Regions from separate parts of the Homo sapiens genome. Here region 1 is linked to region 2. Evidence: read pairs that join two places in POLR2A ChIA-PET (ENCODE). Cell type or tissue: Caco-2. All regions are shown on one strand. Region 1 overlaps NSMCE1-DT (NSMCE1 divergent transcript). Region 2 overlaps GTF3C1 (general transcription factor IIIC subunit 1).

Region 1 (2,500 bases), 180 kb before region 2:
CTGTGGAAGGCCAAGGCGGGAGGATCCCTTGAGCCCAGGAGTTTGAGACCAGCCTGTGCAACACAGGGAGATCCTGTATCTACAAAAAATTTAAAAATTAGCCAGGCATGGTGGTGCATGCCTATAGTCCTAGCTACTCAGGAGGCTGACGTGGGAGGATTACCTGAGCCTTGGGAGGCTGTGGCTGCAGTGTGTCATGATTTTGCCACCACACTCCAGCCTGGGCAACAGAGTGAAACCCTGTCTCAAAAAAAAAAAAAAAAATGAGAAGGCTATTGAGATTGAACAGAGGATATGATTTGCAGTTACATTTTCACCCCAACTTACCCAGCTTATCTTTCCTTCCCGTGGTGTCAACTCAGGGGACGCAAATGGGTGGAGGCTGGTTGGAATGGCTCATACTACATCATGAGATTGGAGCCTGGTCCTCCATGTTGGCTGAGAGTCTCAGTTCTCCTCCACGTGGCCTCTCCTTGTGGTCAGCTTACATTTCCTCAAAACGTGGCAGTCTCAGGGCAGTTGGGTTTCTTGTGTGCTGGCTCAGGGCTCCGGAGAGGATAACATCAGAATATCTTGTTCTTCCTCAGGCTTGGGCCCAGACTAGCACAGCATCATTATCTTTTTATTCTGTGAGTTAACATATTTCAGAGGACCAGTGCAGATTCAGAGTGGAGAGGGCTGCATAAGAACACGAACACTGGGAGGTGGCTTCATTTGGGGCCATCTTTGGAGACCAACTATGATGCATGATGTAACTGACCTGAATTCCCAAGCCCCTACCCCCAGCTCCAGCATAAGGTAGGTAAGAAGTGACTGGCAACATAAGTGGGTCATGTTGGAGGAAAGGTAAGTCTGGAGCTAGGCCTTACAGGTGTTCAGTGCCACAGATGAAAATGATGGTGCCAGGAAAGAGGTAGGGCAGGAGGTCTTTCTCTTCATGGGCCTCTTCCCAGATTTCCCCTGTGGATCTTGTTGGCAAAAACTGAATCACATCAGCACCTCTTACTGCAAGGAAGCCTGGGCAAGTCAGAATCCGTGAAAGGGAAGTGGGATTGTTATTTCTGGCCTAAGTCAACCCTGATTCATTCTCCAGGCATGTGTGGGCCATTGCAGCCTGAATTAATCAGGAGGGAAGAAGAAGTGCGACGATAACTGGCCAGTGATACACAGTGGGAGGTCAGTACAAACCTACCCCAAAGGCCGAGGAAGCTGAGAGGTTGAAGAAAGAGGCTGACAAACCCAGTTTTTCAGAGACAAATTTTTGTTGTTGTTGTCATTGTTGTTTTTAGAGACAGGGGCTTACTCTGTCACCCAGGCTAGAGTGAAGTGATGTGATCAGAACTCACTACAGTTTTAACCTCCTGGGCTCAAGCAGTCCTCCCACTTCAGCCTCCCGAGTAGCTGGGACTACAAGTCACACACCACACCTGGCTAATTTTTTTTTAATGTTTTGTAGAAACGGCCTCACTATGTTGTCCATGTTGGCCTCAAAGCCCTGGGTTCAAGTGATCCTCCAACCATAGTCCCCCAAAGTGTTGGGATTATAGGCTGGAGCCGTGGCTTCCTAGAAAGAAGCATTTAACTGGGACTTGTGAAGAGAAGCCACGTATCCAATGGTTGAGAAATAGTAGTCCCCTGTGCTGCTACCTCCCAGCCCCAAGACCAGGGCTTATATACCATAGGGAAATTGCCTAAGGGCAGGATTTATGATTAGCATGTGTTTACAATAACATCAAGGTTGTTTTGACCTAAGGGCAGGCTTTGCAGTAAGTAGAAATCTTAGAGGCATTCCTGCAACTGTGGTGAATCTTAAGTCAACATGGTGGATCTGCATCCAAAATGGAGTTGCTTTCGCCTCACAGTAGGCGACATACAGAGGATGTCACAAGCAACAAAAAACAGGGAAAGCAGCTTGGAGGATATAGCTTTACTTCAGGTGAGAGGAGGGTGGGGCTGGACCAGGGCAGAAGCAGCAAGGAGTGGGAAATAAGCCAGATGTGAAAATGAACACAGAAGTGGAGGGTACTGCGTGGAATACTATGCAGCCATAAAAAAGAATGAGATCATGTCCTTTGAAGCAACATGGTTGCAGCTGGAGACTGTTATCCTCAGTGAATTAACACAGGGACAGAAAACCAAATACTGCATGTTCTCGCTTATAAGTGGGAGCTAAACATTGAACATGCATGGTCATTAACATGGGAACGATAGACACGAGGGACTTCTAGAGGGAGGATGGTAGGAGGGGGCAAGAGTTGATACGCTTCCTATTGGGTACTATGCTCAGTACCTGGGTGATGGGGTCATTTGTACCCCAAACCTCAGCGACGCACCATTTACCCATGTGACAAGCCTGAACAGGTACCCCCAAAACCTAAAAGCTGGGAAATAAAAAAAGAAGCAGAGTGCACAGCCCATGGCTGCTGTGACTGTCTTTCACAAGCGAGAATGGGAAAGAGAGACAGAGAGGGAAGTCAACAATGACAACATCATTTCCAGC
Region 2 (2,500 bases):
CCTGCCCCTCGGGGGGGCTGTCCTCACTGGAAGACCCCTCCAGGGGTCTGGCCTGGGGGTCTTCTCTCTGGATGTCGGCGTCTTCTCTGTCTTTCAGCCGCACGGAGTGCAGGAGCCAAGGCCAGGCAGAGCCCATGGCTACCAGGCGCGCAGTGTTGCCACCGACCTCCAGCACCTGATGCTGCTCCAGGAGGGCCTGGGGAGGCAGGAGACACGCGGGGTCTGTGGGGAGCTCGGGATCCTCCACGCTGGTGACGGGGGACGAGTGGAGTGGCCTCCCCTGACTGGCGGGTTGAGTGCCCTGAGCAGCCCAGGCCCACGAGGCAGGCCTGGCTCCTAGCCCCGGGGCTGCCCCTTGCTAGCCCTGTGCCCTGGAGCAGCATCTCTTTCTCTCTGGCTGCTCGTGAACCACGTCAGCCGTGTGACCTTTGGGGATCCACAACTGTACCCTCAAAGCGGATGTGAAATGCCCCAGTTTTCAAGTGTTAATGACTAATTCAACGTTTAAAAAGAACGCAGCATGCTATGCCCCAAATCAAGCCCATCCTCAGTGTGCACCTGGCCTGGGAGCTGCAATTTCCGCTTCGGTGATATCCGGCTAACCTAAAGCACAGCTCACCTGGATGCAATCTGCGAATGTCCTGGTGCGCCCACCACCTGCCTTCTCCAAGGCCGAGAACCGTCTGCGCAGCTCCTCCTTGTCAATCCCAAAACAACCCGTGGCTATAATGGCTTCCAAGATCTCCAAGGCAGCAGTCAGGTCTTCGGGACTATACCCAGACAGCTCCAGCTGGAGGACAAACTCCTCCAAGCTGCAGGTGTTTTCCTGGGGGTTTATCAGCTTGGTGAACGTATCAGGGAGGCAGGAGGTTCCCATTGTTAGCTCTTCCAGAGGAGCGGCTGTGGGGACACAGAGGAAGATCAGAGGCAGCCCGACAGAGGCCCCCCTCCCCTGACCAATGCACAGGCCACACCCAGGAAAGGCATGCTCCAGCACCAACTCACTGCTTCCCCGACAGCCACAGGGGTCACCTGCTGGGTGGACACACTGGGCCCCTGGCAGTCAGGCTCCTGATCCGTGACCCTAGGCCTCTGACTACAGCTGACTGGGACACAACAGCTGACTGGATTTCTCTTGGCCACTGTGATTCTCCTGCTCAAGATGTAAAGTGAAGGGCACAGAGGCCGAGGACTGAGGTTCGAGAACTGTAAAGTCCAGTGCTCTGACGGGGAGTCCCTGACCAGGGCTGGCCTGGTCCCATCCCTTCCTGCTGCTCATGTACCCACTGTTCCTTAGACCCTGTGAGATACTCCAGGCCCCTTCTACACACCCTACTTTTGCCTACACTAGCCAGGGCTGGCTACTGTTGCTTCCTATAGAATATGTCTCTGCTAAAGCCATAATTGATAGGTTATCACTACATTTTTGCCCAGTCCAAACTCCAAAGTATAGAATTCTAACTGTGGTTATGAAATGTACAGTGAACACCATCAACTTCAACAGCGCACCTCACTTCACTGTGCTTCACGGATATTGTGTTCTTGGGTTTTTTACATACTGAAGGCTTGCGGCAAGTCTGCATCAAGAGAGTCTACGGGCACCACTTTCACAACACCGTGTGCTCGATTTGTGTCTGTCACGCTTGGGAATTCTCAGAATATTTCAACTTTTTCATGATTATCATATCTGTGATGGTGACCTGTGATCAGTGATCTTTGCCCTTACTATTGTAATTGTTTTGGGGCACCACAAACCATGCCCACATAAGACAGCAAACTTAATTAATAAGTATCATGTGTGTTCTGGCAACTCCAGGGACCAGCCATTCCCCATTTTCTTCCCTCTCCTGGGGCTCCCTATTCCTGAAACACAACAATATTGAAGTCAGGCCAGTCAATAACCTTACAGTGACCCCTCTGCATTCAAGTGAAAGGAAGAGTTGGACATCTCTCACTTTACATCAAAAGCTAGAAAATATCAGGCTCTGTGAAGAAAGCATGGTGACAGCCAATATAGATGAAAACTGGGCCTCTTGTGCCAAAGTTAGTCAAAGTTGTGAAGGCAAAGGAAAAGTTCTTGAAGGAAATTAAAAGTGCTACTCCAGGGAACACACAAACAATAATAAAGCAAAAACAGCCTTGTTGCTGACATGGAGAAAGTTTCAGCAGTCTGGATAGATCAAACCAGCCACAACCTTCCCTTAAGCCAAAGCCTAATCCAGAGAAAGGCCCTAACTCTCTTCAATTCTATGAAGGCTGAGAAAGGTGAGGAAGATGCAGAAGAAAACTTGGAAGCTAGCAGAGGTTGGTTTATGAAGTTTAAGGAAAGAAGCCGTCTCCGTAACATAAAAGTAAAAGGTGAAGCACCAAGTGCTGATGGAGAAGCTGCAGCAAGTTCTCTAGAAGCTCTAGCTGAGATCAGTAATGAAGGTGGATACACTAAACAGATTTTCAATGTGCACAAAACAGCTTTATGTTGGAAGATGCCATCTAGGACTTT

Evidence for each region. ChIA-PET counts read pairs that join two places held together with the same protein. Peaks named below come from ENCODE experiments on the same cell type or tissue, not always from the same donor. Only the 100,000 strongest peaks of a DNase experiment are listed, where the experiment ranks them.
Region 1: POLR2A ChIA-PET joins it to region 2 with 5 read pairs; 3 of 35 experiments call an interaction of 5 or more read pairs at or near these places.

Annotation. Positions count from the first base shown.
Region 1 is chr16:27,285,569-27,288,068 of GRCh38, forward strand. It overlaps NSMCE1-DT (NSMCE1 divergent transcript), which reads left to right. Exons shown (of 5, transcript NR_037184.1): 3 at 1,094-1,176. Among named protein-coding and RNA genes, the nearest start is that of NSMCE1, 18 kb to the left of the region's middle. In Caco-2, no CTCF peak of the experiment used is centred here; no DNase peak of the experiment used is centred here.
Region 2 is chr16:27,464,641-27,467,140 of GRCh38, forward strand. GTF3C1 (general transcription factor IIIC subunit 1) reads right to left here. Exons shown (of 37, transcript NM_001520.4): 33 at 620-900; 34 at 1-196. Among named protein-coding and RNA genes, the nearest start is that of IL21R-AS1, 12 kb to the left of the region's middle. In Caco-2, no CTCF peak of the experiment used is centred here; a DNase peak (open chromatin) is centred at 951.